Regions from separate parts of the Homo sapiens genome. Here region 1 is linked to region 2. A link is a loop called in an ENCODE intact Hi-C map of the cell type or tissue named here. Cell type or tissue: HCT116. All regions are shown on one strand.

Region 1 (8,000 bases), 1.2 Mb after region 2:
TATTGCTAATCTAATGGTCAATTCTTAGTCTTCATCTTAATCCTGATCCCTCCAGCCTCCCTGAGACTTCTCCACTTGGCTTCTGGGTCACCGCATTCTCTTGATTGTTTTCTTGCCTCTCTGTCTGCTCGTCCTCAGTATCCTTTGCTGATTCCTTCTGGCATCCAAACCTCTGAACACAGGCGTGCCCACAGCCTTCATCTTTGGACAGATCCTCTTTTCTGTCCATTCTATGTGCTGTTAATTCCTGTGTGCCCTCAGCCTTGACCTCTCCCTAAGCTTCAGTCCTCTATCCAACTGTCTACTTGGTGTCTCTACTAGGATGTCTTAAACCGTATCTCATATTAATAAGCTCATATCTGAGGTCTTGATCTCCACCCTCTACCCCTGTTCTGTTTTGTTCCTTTGCCAACTTCTCCAACTTAGTAAATGGCAACTTCATTCTCCAAGCTGCTCAGGTCAAAAAGCTGGGACTCACCCTGACTCTTTCTTAGCTCTCCCCCATCCCCGAATCAGCAAATCCTGTAGGTGCACGTGCCACCTTCACGTCTCTAGATTTCAATCTCTTCTCACCATCCCCATCACGTCTATTCCATTGCCACCATCATCTCCATCCTAGATTACGGCACTAGCCTCCTTCGTTCCTTAGCCCACCTCAGCCTGTTCTGAACACAGCAGCGAGAGGGATCTTGTTAAATTCCAAGTCAAACCCTCCAGTGCTCCCCTTCTCTTCCAGGGAAAGTTGAATTCCACACGGTCCTCCATAACACATCTATCTCCTCCTCCCCTTCTGATTTCGGTTACTCCTCTGACATCACTTACACACATTACTCTTCTCCTCTCTGCCTTTCTTCGGCCACACTGATTTTGCTTTACCTCGAACTTGCCAACCAGGCTCTCATCTCACACCTTCTCACTTGCCGATCCCTCATGTCTGCAATCTTGTCCTCCAGATATTTGCACGCCATCTCCCTATTTAGCACTTTACTCATATCTCCCCAGTAAGCCCTTCTCTGCCCACCCCATCTAAAATTCACGCCCCTTTCACCCAACACTTCCAGTTGTTATTGCTAGATTTATTTTTCTCATTAGCATTTACAATGAACATGCTGCATACTTTACTGATTTCCCTTGTTTACTGACAGCCTCCTGCACAAGAATGGAAACTCCAGGAAGCAGGAATTCCTTATCTCACTTGCTCATTGCTGTATCTCAGCACCCAGCCCAGAGCCTACCACCTAGTAAATGCCTAATAAGTATTTTTTTGAGTGACAAGATACTAAATATGATAATTCGCAGCCTTGGCATGAATGTGGCCAAATGGTCACTCTCATCTTTGCTTGGAAGTTTCAATTACTAAAACCTTTCTAGAGAGCAGTTTGGCAATTTGAATCAAGAACATTTAAGGCCAGGTGCGTTGGCTCATTCATGTAATCCCAGCACTTTGAGAGGCCGAGGCGGGCAGATCACTTGAGCTCAGGAATTTGAGACCAGCCTGGGCAACATGGGAAAACCTGGTCTCTACAAAAAATACAAAAAGTAGCCTGGTGTGGTGGCTCTTATCTGTAGTTCCAGCTACTCAGGAGGCTAAGGTGGGAGGATTGCTTGAGCCTGGGAGGTCGAGGCTGCAGTGAGCCATGCTCGCGTCACTGCACTCCAGCCTGGGCGACCCTGTCTCAAAAAAAGTGTGTGTGTGTGTGTGTGTGTGTGTGTGTGTGTGTATAATGAGATGTAGAGACTTACAAAAGGAATGTTCATCAAAGTTGCTTATAGTAAAGGGGAGTTGGAAACCATATAGTGTCCAACAATAAAGGGCTGCTTAAAAATTATGAATCAGCTATACAAAGGAATATTGTAGAGTCATCAAAATTATACTTTTATGCGTAATTTAATGGGAAAATGTGCATTGTCTATTTCACAAAACAAAGATATTAAATTTTGTATAGAATTATCCCAGATATATATGAATGTGTGTATATATGTATACATGTGTACATATATATGTATACACATGTACATATATATACACATGTACATATATATGTATACACATGTACATATATACACACATGTACATATATGTATATATACACACGTACATATATGTATATTTGTATACACATGTACATATATACACACAAATATAGTATATCTATAAGAGAGACAGGAAATACTGGCTTTCTGTTTGTGATGAAATGCAAATTCCTTATGTATTTTTCCAAAATGTTTAAAATGAGGCTTTTGTAATCAGAAGTATATAAGCCCCCTTCCCCCAAAGAAAATGATTATTCTACTGCCCGTCTTGACTGTATTCTTACTTGGGGGCAGGGTGGGTGGCGTGAACAGGGAGAGCTAATCTCTCCTTCTTTCTGACTCATTCCACAGTCAATCCTTTTTCTTATTATTTTCCAAAGGCATGAGGACCTTCCATGTTCCGAAACCATTGTCCAGAGTATTTCTTCTGGACTATTTTCCACTTCCTTCCATCTGACCGGCCAGCTGTTCTGCATTTGTAAAAGCTGGTTTCTGATGTCATCTCTAGGCAGGACCGCTCCCTCCCTCTCCTGCACTCCTATACTTCGTGGCATATCCGCCCCAAGATAACACTTGTCACTCTGTTTTCCAAATTCAGTTTCATTCATTTGCTTCACATGTGCACTGAGCCCACTGACTTCTTTCCCTGTCTGTTGCCAGCACTGGAGACCAAGCCTGCACGCTTTGGCCCAGACCATCTCATTCACCTTTTAACACAGAATCAGGGTGAGTGGAGAGTGGGGGAGTGGTGTGGTGGGTCTTTGCCTCTCGCTGTTCAGTGAACTTCATGCCTGTCCTCCTGATCCCCAGCGCTAACACAGGGTCAGGCTCGCGGGAGTGAACAACCACCATTTATCTCCGGCTTGTTGGGGGAAGCCCTTTCATTTACTTGACAGTTTACCTGTCAATTTTACGTGCGTGGTCATTTTTAATCCTCTGCACTTTCAGGTAATAGGAAAATAATTTGAATCAAGTTCTTCCTTCACCATTGGCGTAAAATCGGTGATTAAACTTTTAATATTTAACGTCTTAAAAAAAATTCCCCGGGCTAGCGTCATGCCTAAGTAATGCATGCATCTACTTCCCCCTGGTGGACTCATCTTCTAATAGCAGCTTTGTTTTCCCCCCTTTATTATTGGCAGGAGTAATCCATCTCTCACTTTCCTTAACACAGATATTCATGGATTGCAGGATTCAGCAGTGTCTTCATAATAGCAGGAAGTTTATGTTCTGGCTTTGCCACTTACTAGCTGTGTAACTTGGGCAATTTACTTAACTTCTCTGCGTCTCGGTTTCTTAACCTGTAAAATGGAGACAGTATCAATAATAAAATATTAAAAACGAATACATATCAAGTGCTTACTACATGGCATGTATGAACTCATTAAATTTCTACAAAAATCCTATTACATAAGATTTAAAATGTCCTGGCCGGGCACGGTGGCTCACGCCTGTAATCCCAGCACTTTGGGAGGCCGAGGCAGGCGGATCACGAGGTCAGGAGATCGAGACCATCCTGGCTAACATGGTGAAACCCCATCTCTACTAAAAAATACAAAAAATTAGCCGGACGTGGTGGCGGACGCCTGTAGTCCCAGCTAATCGGGAGGCTGAGGCAGGAGAATGGCATGAACCCGGGAGGCAGAGCTTGCAGTGAGCCGAGATCGCGCCACTGCACTCCAGCCTGGGCGACAAAGCAAGACTCTGTCTCAAAAAAAAAAAAAAAAAAATTTAAAATGTCCTATAAAATGGGAACAAATAGCCTGAGCAACATGGTGAAACCCCATCTCCAAAAAATACAAAAACATTAGCCAGGCATGGTGGCGCACGCCTGTAGTCCCAGCTACTTGGGAGGCTGAGATGGGAGTCCAGGGAGGTCAAGGCTGCAGCGAGCTGTGATCGTGCCACTGCACTCCAGCCTGCTGGACAGAGTGAGACCCTGTCTCAGGAAATAAATAAATAAATAAATAAATAAATAAATAAATAAATAAATTAAAATAAAATGGAAACAAATATTCTTTCCATTTTACAAATAAGAGAATCAAGAACTAGAGAAAAATAGTTCCTACTTCTTAGAGAAGTGTGAGAATCACATGAATTAATGCAGGGAGGATGGTTAGAGAGGGCCTGGCACATAGCGAGTGTCCCCTAACCTCATCGTCATTGTTAGTGTTACAGGATTGGTTCTGTGATGAAGACATTGCCATGGGCCATGTGGATCCTTGTTTACACTTGAGCTACTCTCATTTTCAACAGGCATCAATCACTTGCATGACAAAATATACACTATATCAAACAATGAGCTATGCTTATGTATTCATAGTTTTCTAGACACTTCTTAAGTCAGGGCATAAGTCTTCATTTCTCCAGAGGCTAATGGAAGGTCAGCCCATAGCCCATTTCACTCTTGAGTGTACTGGGGAGATCCTGGGAGAGGGGAAGGAAGAGTAAATGGGCAGATTGAGTATTTATATTAGGATGCAGCTGTCTAGAGGTAACCAGGGTCCCCATATATCTTCCCCACATTTTCCCAGGTCTGAGCATGAGCAGTGGGGATGAGGAACTGGGCTGGCACCCACAGCTATCCATGTAGCTTATTAAGCTGCTCATTTCCTCATGCATCTACGCCCTGAGCCCCTAAGTGTCTTGCACTGTTTGAAGTGCTGGCCTCTTGCTCAGCACTTCCATACAAAGTCCATCATGCTGCTGGATGCCAACAGAAATGAAAGAATCAGGGACACAGATGAAGACGAGAGCATGACCAATGTGTGGATTTTCTTGTAGACAAATTCTTTACATTTGCTATGGTCTGAATGCTTGTGTGCTCCCCGCCACCCCAATTCATGTGTTGAAATCCTAACCACGAACTCGATGGTATTCAGAGGTGGGGCCTTTGGGAAGTGATTAGGTCATAGGGATTCAGGCCCTTAGGAAAGAGGCCTGAAGGAGCTTGGTCATCCCTTCTACCAAGTGAGGACACAGCAAGAAGTTGTCCTCTGTGAACCCGGAAAGGGGCCCTCACCAGACATTGAATCTGCCAGTTCCTTGATCTTGAACTTCTCAGGCTCCAGGACTGTGAGAAATATGTTTTTTTGTTATTTGTAAGCCACCCAGTCTATGATACTGTGTTATAGCAGCCTGCAAGGACTAGGACAACATTGCATTTAAAAAAATAAAGTATACGTATTGTGTTAAGAAATGCAATAGGCTGGGTGTGGTGGCTCACGCCTGTAATCTCAACACTCTGGGAAGCTGAGGCAGGTGGGTCGCCTAGGAATTTGAGACCAGCCTTGGCAACATGGCGAAAAATTAGCCGGGTCTGGTGGTGTGCACCTGTAGTCCTAGCTACCAGGGAGGCTGAAGCGAGAGGATCTTCTGAGTCTGGGAGGTTGAGGCTGCAGTGAGCCAAGATTGGACCATTGCACTGCAGCCTGGGGGACAGAGTGAGACCCTCTCTCAAACAAACAAACAAACTCCAAAAAAGCAAAAAAAACAAAAACAAAAACAAAAAAACCCCCAAACCAATAAAAAGAAATGCAATAGTGTGAATATTTTTGAACTCTCACAACTTGATTAAAAGGCTAATCATGCAAAATAAAATATTGAACTTCTAACAAATTAAATTTAAATAATCAAGTCCAATATGAATGGAAATTATTGGGGGTGGGAGGGAGTACATTTTGGGGATTGATTATTATTATTTTTTTAACAAATAGAGCACTAGAAGCCAGTGCATAGAAAGCCGATGAAATATGAAATAACCTTCTAGGGAATGGCTAGGTCACTGGGTGCTCCATGGAAAGTCGAGCTTGGTGCGGACTCTAATTTGAAGATGAGTAGTGCAGTGACAGCACAGGCTGCTTCATGGAAAACAGGCAGCTGCCCCCACGTGTCCTTCACCTAAAAGCACCAGTTCTCTCTAACATTGATGCTGTGGAGGTGCACACAGGGCACAGTGGAGGTTGTCATGTAATTCATTGCCATTTACCTTTCTGCTGAGCATAGAATGGAATCTCATCCATGCTCATTTAACTTACTGATGGCATTAGAAGCCCCAGATTTATTTGTTTCCTTCTTTCCTTCCTTCCTTCCTTCCTTCTCTTTTTCTTTTTGCTTCTTTCTTTTTTGTTTCTTTCTTTTTCTTTTTCTTCTTTCTTTCTTTCTCTCTCTCTCTCTCCCTCCCCTTTCCTTCCTTCCTTCCTTCTTTCCTTCCTTCCTTCCTTTCTCTTCTCTTCTCTTTTTCTCTTTTCTTTTCTTTCCTTCTTTCTTTTTCTTTCTTTCTGTCTTTCCGACGCGGACTCACTTTGTCACCCAGGCTGGAATGCAGTGGCATGATCATAGCCCACTGCAGTCTCCAACTCCTGGGTTCAAGTAATCCTCCTGTCTCAGGCTCCCAAGTAGCTGGGACTACAGGCACATGCCACCACACCTGGCTATTTTTATTCTTTTGTAGAGACAAGTTCTCACTATGTTGCCCAGGCTGGTCTTAAACTCCTGGGCTCAAGTGATCCTCCTGTCTCAGCCTCCCAAAGTGCTGGGATTACAGGCGTGAGTCACCACGTGCAGCCTAATTGAGTTATTTATTGGTTTTGAGAGCAACGCCCAAAGGCCCAAGAAATGATAACTCATTCAGTGAAGGCTTCAACATGAAATGCCAACTTGAAAAAACAGAAAACAAGTTGCTTAATTTCTCCTCCACAACTTGAAAAAGAGCAGTGCAAGATGTTGACTTAGAGGAAAATTCATCATGCAAGATTTAGAGGAAAATTCAGCAAACACTTATTGAGCACTTACTATTTAGGCCAGGCCTGTGTTAGATCCTTCCTATATAGTATCTCATTTAATCCTTAAAGCCACAGAGAAATTAAAACTATAGAGATTATTATACTATAACAAGGTTAACCCTCTAGGCAACAGCTTGGGATTTTCCATGTATGCCTGTTTACTGCTAGAGAATTTAATTTGGAGACAAAATGATTTTAATGCCCTCGCACCTGTAGGAATACTTTCCTTTCTCTTCCTTCTGTTGGAATGTGAAGAGGCCCAAGAAAATATTACTCTTCCTTGCCAAGTTCTGAACGAGTTGAGAAATAGGACAAAAGAGTAAGGCAAATGGAAGAGCAAGATGTCACCTTTGTTGCTGATGAAGCTGATTTTTGGAGATTGTGCCTTTTTTTTCTGTGGGTAAGCAGATTTCCTACTACCGAACCCCAGAGTTAGAAATACCCAGCCACCAGCAGTGTGGGGCCACCCTGGGCCTCTGCACACACAGGACTATGCCCGGAAGACCCTCAGTGTGTGTGTGTGTGTGTGTGGTGGTAGGGCATGGGGAGGAGAATGTGTATTTCCTGCAGGCAGTCAGCTCCCAAGGAGAAAGGGAGTAAAGGGGCTGGGCTATCCTGGTGCAATGCCTACTCTCAGCAGAGTTGGCTAGCACCGGCTTGTGCATATCTCAGCTCCAGGTTCAGTGACCTTCTCAGCTACCTTGTCGGTAGCTTGGTACCGACATTTCAGCCCTGCTGAAATGGGTATCTTTACACTACAGAAGTTATCAAATGCTGCAAATTGAAACTTTTGCCCCAGAGAACCAATTGTTGAACATTTACCTGCACACCACCGGCTGCTCCCAAAATTTCCAACCAGAGATCTTTCTTCTTCCCCAGCAAAAAAGTGAATGAGAGGGGTGGAAAAAGGGTGGAGCCGGAGCTGAGAAGAAGAGTTAGCATCACCACGGTCTTCCTCCAGGTGAAGTAGAGTTACATCTTTATTGGTGATTCTCAAGACCAAGGCCATGAAAATGACCCCTCCAGCTAGGGCTCTGTTCTCTGTTTCCCTTTACAGCAAAGCTCCTCAAAGGGTTGCCTACACTGTCTGGTTTTTTTTTTTTTTTTTTTTTTTTTTTTAGACAGAGTCTCTCTCTGTTGCCCAGGCTAGGGTGCAGTGGTGCCATCTTCGTTCACTGCAAC
Region 2 (8,000 bases):
AGTAGTTTGAGAGAACCGATGTTAGTTTTTCTTTAAATGTTTGGTATAATTCAGCAATAAAGCCATCCAGTCCTGAGCGGTTTCTGCTTGATATTATTGCTTGTTATTGGTCTGTTCAGGCTTTCTATTTCTTCATGGTTCAATCTGGCTAAGTTGTATGTGTCCAGTAATTTATTCATTTCTTCTAGATTTTGCAATTTGTTGGTGTATAGTTGTTCATCATAGTCTCTAATAATCCTTTGTATTTCTGTGATATCTGTCGTAATGTCTTTTTTTCATTTCTGATTTTATTTATTTGGGCCTTCTCTCTTTTTCATAGTCTAGTTAAAGGTTTGTCAATTGTGTTTATGTTTTTTAAAAAACAATCTTTCGTTTATTTAATCTTTCAAATAGTTTTTTAGTCTCAATTTCATTTATTTTGGCTCCAATCTTTTTTTTTTCCTTCTACTTATTTTGGGTTTGGTTGGTCCTTGCTTTTTCAGTTCTTTGAGTTTCAACATTAGGTTATTTATTTGAAGTCTTTTTATTTTTTTGACAAAGCATTTATTGCTATAAACTTTTCTCTTAGCACTGTTTATGCTGTATCCCATAGGTTTTGGTATGTTGTGTTTCCATTTTCATTATTTTCAATAAATTTTAAAATGTCATTCTTAATTTCTTCATTGACCTGTTGGTTGTTTAGGAGCATATTGTTTAATTTCCATGCACTTATGCAGTTTCCAATGTGCCTCTTGTTATTGACTTCTAGTTTTATTCATTTTGGTCAGAAAAGATCCTTGATATGATTTTTATACTTTTGAATTTGTTGAGACTTGTTTTGTGATCCAACATATGATCTGCCCTGCAGAATGTTCCATGTGTTAATGAAAAAAAAAGTGTATTCTGCAAGAGTTGGATACAGTGCTCTCTAAACATCAGTTAGGGACATTTGGTCTAGAGTTTGGTTTAACTCCAGTGTTTCTTGGCTCATTTTCTGCCTCGATAATCTGTTAACTACTGGAACTGGGATGTTGAAATCCCTTACTCATTGTATTGCAGTCTATCTCTCCCTTTAGTTCTATTAATATTTGCTTTATATATTTTGCTCCTCCAATGTTGGGTACATACGTATTTACAGTTATTATATCCTCCTGCTAAATTGACCCCTTTATCATTATATAACGACTTTTTTGTCTTTTTAAATAGTTTTAGTCTTGAAGTCTATTTTATCAGATATAAGTAGGCTGACTCTTGCTCCTTTTTGATTTTCATTTGCATGTAATATCTGTTTGCATGCCTTCACTTCCAGTCTATTTTGTCTTTACAGGTAAAGTCTTCCTTCCTTCCTTCCTCCCTTCCTTCCTTGCTTCCTCCCTCCCTTCCTTCTTTACTTCCTTCCTTCTTTCCATCTCTCTCTCTTTTTTTTTTCTTTCTTTCTTTTTATTTGAAATGAAGTCTTCCTATGTTTCCCAGGTCTCAAACTCCTGGGCTCAAGCAATCATCCCACCTCAGCGTCACAAGTGGATAATACTACAGGTTTGCCACACCAAGCCTGACAAAATTAGTTATTGTAGGTAGCAGATAGTCTTGTTTTCTTAAAAAAAATCTATTCAGCCACTCTATGCCTTTTAATTGAAGAATTTAGTCCAGTTTTGCATTCAGTGTGACTATTGATAGGTAAGAACTTGCTGCTGCCATTTTATTACTTGTTTTCTGGTTGTTTTGTAACTCCCGTCTTTCGTTCTTACTGTCTTCCTTTGTGGTTAGGTGATTTTCTCTAGTAGTATGTTTTAATTCTTTGCTTTTTATTTTTAATGTATTTATTATAGATTTATACGTTGGGTTACCATGAGGCTTACCAAAACATCTAATACATATAACAAGTTACTTTGAACAGATGACAACTTAACTTTGATCAAAATGAAAAGATGGGGAGGTGGGGATTGTTAATGGGTTTAAAAAAATAGAAAGAATAAATAAGACCTACTATTTGGTAGCACAATAGGACGACTATAGTCAATAATAACTTGATTGTATATTTTAAAATAACTAAGAGAGTTTAACTGGATAGTTTGTAACATAAAGGATAAATGCTTGAAGCTATGGATACCCCATTTTCCATGCTGAGATATTATATATTGCATGCCTATATCAGAGCATCTAATGTATGTCTATAAATATATATACCTACTATGTACCTGAAAAATCAAAAAGAAGGCCAGGCGTGGGGGCTCACGCCTGTAATCCCAGCACTTTGGGAGGCCGAGGAAGGCAGATCACGAGGTCAAGAGATCGAGACCAGCCTGGCCAACATGGTGAAACCCCGTCTCTACTAAAAATACAAAAATTAGCTGCGCATGGTGGCATGCACCAGTAGTCCCAGCTACTCAGGAGGCTGAGGCAGGAGAATCGCTTGAACCCAGGAGTTGGAGGTTGCAGTGAGCCGAGATCGCGCCACTGCACTCCAGCCTAGCAACAGAGCAAGACTCCATCAAAAAAATAAATAAATAAAAAGAAAAAGTTTAAAGAAAAAAGAAAAGAAAACAAACAAACAAAAGTACTTTAAGGCCAGGTGTAGTGGCTCAAATCTTTAATCCCAGTACTTTGGGAGGGCAAGGTGGGCAGATCACTTAAGCTCAGGAGCTCAAGACCAGCCTGGGTAACATGGCATCTCCACACACACACACACACAAAAATTAGCCGGGTGTGGTGGTGTATGCTTGTAGTCCCAGCTACTCAGGGGGCTGAGATGGGAGGATTACTTGAGCCCAGGGGGTCGAGGCTGCAGTGAGCCGAGATCATGCCACTACACTCCAGCCTGGGTGATAAACTGAGACCCTGTTACACACACATACAGAAAAAAAACTTGAAAAGTTTTAAACTCAAACTCCAATTCTCCTCTCCACATTCTGACTTTTTGTTGTCTCAATTTATATCTTTTTATATTTCCTATCTCCTAATAAATTATTATAGTTATTTGTGTAATATTTGTCTTTCAGTCTTCATACTAGAGCTATGAGTGATTTATATACCACAATTACAGTATTACAATATTCTAAATTTGTCTGCATACTGAATTTTACCAGTGAATTTTATATTAGCTTTGTGCAAAATTAATTGCAGTTTTGGCCATTGAAAGTAATGGCTGGGCATGGTGGCTCACACCTGTAATCCCAGCACTTTGGGAGGCTGAGGCAGGCGGATCACCTGAAGTCAGGAGTTCAAGACCAGCCTGACTAACATGGTGAAACCCCATCTTTACTAAAAATACAAAAATTAACCAGGCATAGTGGCAGTCACCTGTAATCCCAACTACTCGGGAGGCTGAGGCAGGATAATTGCTTGAACCCAGGAGGCGGAGGTTGCAGTGAGCTGAGATTGCTCTCCAGCATGGGTGACACAGTGAGACTCTATCCAAAAAAAAAAAAAAAAAAAAATTAATGGCAAAAACTGTGATTACTTTTGCACCAACATAATACCTTCAGATGATTTTCTTGTTGCATGTTAGGATCCTTTTCTCTCAGATGGAAGGACTCCTTTTAGCATTTCTTGTAAGACAGGTCTGGTGGTGATGAATTTCCTGAGCTTCTGTTTGCCTAAAAAAGTCTTTATCTTTCCTTCGTGTTTGAAGGATAGTTTTGCTGGGTATCACATTCTCAGTTGGCAGGGGTTTTTTCGTTTTTTGGTTTTTTTTCCTCCTTCAGCACTTTGTGTATGTCATCTCACTCTCTCCTGGCTGGTATGGTCTTTGCTGAGAAGTCTGTTGCCAGATAAATTGAAGCTCCTTTATGTGTATGTTATTTGCTTCTTTCTCTTGCTACTTTTTGGATCCACTTTTTGTCCATGACTTTTGAAAGTTTGATTATTATATGCCTTGGAGCAGTCTTATTTGGGTTGAATATGTTTGTTGATCTTTGGCCTTCCTGTATATGGGTATTTATATTTTTCACTAAGTTTGGAAAGTTTTCTGTTATTATTTTGTGGGAGCTTTCTATGTCTTGCTCTTTCTCAACTCCCTCTTGAAAACCAATGACACTTAGATTTGCTCTTTTGAGGTTATTTTCTAGATCCTGTAGTTGTTCTTTATCTTTTTAATTTTTTTTCTCCTCTGATTGCGTATTTTTAAAGCTCATTTATTTTTTTCTTCTTCATGATCGATTCTGCTGTTGAGACTCCGGTGCATTTTTCAGTTCAGCAAATGTGTGTCTCAGTTCCAGGATTTCTGTTTGATTTGTTTTTATTATTTAAATCTCTTTCTTAAATTTCTCTGATAAATTTCTAAATTGTGGGCCAGGCACGGTGGCTCACGTCTGTAATCCCAGCACTTTGGGAGGCCAAGGTGGGTGGATCACGAGGTCAGGAGATCGAGACCAGCCTGATCAACATGGCAAAACCCCGTCTCTACTAAAAATACAAAAAAATTAGCCAGGCGTGGTGGCACGCGCCTGTAGTCCCAGCTACTCAGGAGGCTGAGGCAAGAGAATCAATTGAACCCAGGAGGCAGAGGTTGCAGTGAGCTGAGACGGCACCACTGCACTCCAGCCTGGGCAACAGAGTGAGACTCTGTCTCAAAAAAAAAAAAAAAAAAATTCAAATTGTTCCTCTGTGTTATCTTGGAGTTTGCTGAGTTTTCTCAAGGTTGCTATTTTGAATTTCTGATCTGAAAGTTCACATATTGCCATCTTATTGGGGTTAATCACTGGTTACTTCTTGCTTCATCCATTTGGGAGGTCATGGTTCCCTGTTTGCTGTTGTTTTTATGCATATATGTCTAGGTCTTTCCAATGATGGATTGTTTATTTTGCTGTCTAGGTTAGTGTTTCTAGCATACGTGTTTTTAGAGGTTTTGTGCAGGCTGCCTGTTGATTCCCTTAGCCCTAGATCACTGCCTCCTTTTTGGCACTAGATGGCACCATAAGCCTAGATTTGCTGCAGTTCTCATGAAAGTTTGAAGTGCTGCCTGTCCTGAATTCAGGGGGAGGGTCCCAAAGAGAATGCCCCAGCTGTCTGGGGAGGCTGGCTAGGGGTTCATGCCCAGAGGACCTATGGCTCACACCTCCTACAGCATCATGCTCCTGAAATACGTCTCTGATTCAGTATCTGCTTTGTCTGAATGGAGACCAGCCCCCGTTTCACACACTGGGTTTCACTGTGTCCCCAACTGCCCTCAAGGGTCCTTCTCTCTATAGGCACTTGCAATGCTTCCCCTGGATTGAGGCAGGAATGGCTTTTGTGCATAGGAATCCAAGATAATGGGGAAGCAGAGTGTCCACTGAAATCTCAGTTTTCCCAGTGTAGAAGCCTTGAGTCCAGGATAACTTTTCCACATGGTGCCTGGCTGTTTGCAGAAATGGGCATCACAGAGAAAGAAATCTGTTTCTCCTACCTTCTGCTCACAGTTTTTCACTTCTCTGTGGCTCCAGGGATTATCACAGCTTCAGTTTTGAGTTCTGGGATATCTGTGGTGATAATCTTTTCTTTCTTTTAATAGGTTTTTGGGAAACAGGTAGTGTTTGGTTACATGGATAAGTTCTTCAGTGGTGATTTCTGAGATTTTGGTGCATCCAACAGTTGAGCAGTGTGCGCTGTAGCCAATATATAGTCTTTTATCCCTCACCCCACTCCCACCCTTTCTCCAAGTCTCCAAAGTCGATTGCCTTTGTGTCCTCATAGCTTAGCTCCCACTTATAAGTGAGAACATATGATGTTTGGTTTTCCATTCCTGAGTGACTTCACTTAGAATAATGGTCTCCAGCTCCATCCAGGTGAATGCCATTATTTCATTCCTTTTTATGGCTGAGTAATATTCCATGGGGGTGTGTGTGTGTGTGTGTGTGTGTGTGTGTGTGTGTGTGTGTAATTTTCTTTATCCACTCATTGATTGATGGGCATTTGGGCTGGTTGAAATGTTTTTGCAATTGCAAATTATGCTGCTATAAACATGCATGGGCCAGGGTGCGGTGGCTCACGCCTGTAATCCCAGCACCTCAGGAGGCTGAAGCGGGTGGATCACGAGGTCAGGAGTTCAAGACCAGCCTGACCAATATGGTAAAACACTGTCTCTACTAAAAATACAAAAATTAGACAGGGGTGGTGGTGCATGCCTGTAATCCCAGCTACTCAGGAGGCTGAGGCTGGAGAATTACTTGAACCAGGAAGGCGGAGGTTGGAGTAAGCTGGATCTCACCATTATGCTCCAGCCTGGGCAAGAGTGGGACTCTGACTCAAAAAAAAAAAAAAAGTTCCCACTCTGCCATGTGTCCTCTGCATGTCTTTAGGCAAGTCATTTCACCTCTCTGGACCTCATGGGGTTTCTGGGAGACACATGTGAAATAATAAATACAAAATGGCTGGAAAAACAGATAAAGAGTGAAGCAGGAATAATAATTGTATAGTTGCTTGACTCCTTTTCCCCATCCCTGGCATGAGGGAGGCATGGGACATCGTAAATGCTCAATAAATATCTGCTAAATAAATGGATTCTAGAGTCAACCGAAGGTAAAATACATGCTATTGTATGGAATTAGATTTGTTCTCACTCGGTGCACACCATGTTCTTCATTAGATGAATCAAATTTAAATACCACATTGAAAATTCTAGAGTCAACTTATTCCTCGATTGAGTTGATTCATTTCTTAAATTGCTTTCTTTGTAAGAGCATCATTAAATTGTGAACACTCTTATGTCCCATCTTTTTCCTTTTATTGCTGTGTAGATAAAGATTTCTCAGGACTGTTTTTCAGATAGCAGACAATATTGTTTTTAATATAGAATCCAGTCACAGGAGTATCTTTCCATAGGACACCTAGCTCCAGAAACTCAGAGTGGAAAGCCCATTTTAATAAAATAAAAATCAAATTTGTCCCCAAGCTGGTTGTCCTTTAGTCATTCTTAATCCTCAGTGTTTTTTTAGGCTAATCTGATTTTCACCCCTAGAAGCTGACTGATTTGTTATATCATTGAAACTAAATCCTCATTTGCATGACACAAGAAAAGCATCCTAATTTTCATCTTAAAGCTGTCTTCTGATTGTAAATGTAAAGATTCTCTCTAGAAAGATCCATAAGAACATGCTAACAGTAGTTGCCTCCAGGTAGAGGAATTTGGGGCATGGGGTAAGGTGGAAGAGAGAGATTTTTTAGTGTAAACTCGTGTGTGTGTGTGTGTGTTTGACAGAGTCTTGCTCTGTTGCCCAGGCTGGAGTGCAGTGGCACAATCTTGGCTTACTGCAGCCTCCGCCTCTGGGGTTCAAGTGATACTCATGCCCCAGCCTCCCAAGTAGTGTGATTACAGGCATGTGCCAGCATGCCCAGCTAATTTTTGTATTTTTAGTAGAGACGGGGTTTCACCATGTTGGCCAAGCTGGTCTCGAAGTGATCTGCATGCCTCGGCCTCCCAAAGTGTTGGGATTACAGGCGTGAGCCACCACGCTCGGCCTCTTTTGTATATTTTGGGGGAAAAAATTATGTATGTATTACTTTTTTTAAAAACCCACTATTCTTTAGGCAAGAACCAGTAGTAACCGTGTGTTTAACCAACTCTTAGTCACTGGGGGGAAAAAATTAAAATGGCAGAGAAAATTGTTCTTGTATTGGAAGACAAAGCCAGGCCCTAAGAAAATTATAAACTAGATGAAGTTTCTTTACAGGGACTAATGTGTAGGATTTCTCAACACTGTGGGACTCAGAAAAAATTGAAAGCAATTTATAGTTTTGCTTTTTTTTTTTTTTTTTTTTGAGACAGAGTCTTGCTCTGGTGCCCAGGCTGGAGTGTAAAATGGTATGATCTTGGCTCACTGCAACCTCTGCCTCTCGGGTTCAAGCAATTCTCCTGTCTCAGCCTCCTGAGTAGCTGGGACTACAGGTGCCCACCACCATTCCTGACTACTTTTTGTATTTTTAGTAGAAACCGGGTTTCACCATGTTGGCCAGGCTTGTCTTGAACTCCTGGACTCAGGTGATCCACCTGCCTTGGCCTCCCAAAGTGCCAGGATTACAGGTGTCAGTCAACGCACCTGGCC

Evidence for each region. Hi-C counts contacts between places; a loop is a spot of excess contacts. Peaks named below come from ENCODE experiments on the same cell type or tissue, not always from the same donor. Only the 100,000 strongest peaks of a DNase experiment are listed, where the experiment ranks them.
Region 1: it touches region 2 in a loop (12-fold over the local background); 19 of 110 quality-filtered maps call a loop at or near these places.

What each region holds. Positions count from the first base shown.
Region 1 is chr12:105,380,411-105,388,410 of GRCh38, forward strand. All of the region lies in intron 1 of LOC105369957 (a long non-coding RNA gene), which reads left to right. Among named protein-coding and RNA genes, the nearest start is that of C12orf75, 54 kb to the left of the region's middle. In HCT116, a CTCF peak has its summit at 3,118 (motif pointing left); a DNase peak (open chromatin) is centred at 3,121.
Region 2 is chr12:104,196,505-104,204,504 of GRCh38, forward strand. No RefSeq gene overlaps it. Among named protein-coding and RNA genes, the nearest start is that of TXNRD1, 15 kb to the right of the region's middle. RefSeq lists a silencer at 4,687-4,981. In HCT116, a CTCF peak has its summit at 4,892 (motif pointing right); a DNase peak (open chromatin) is centred at 4,877.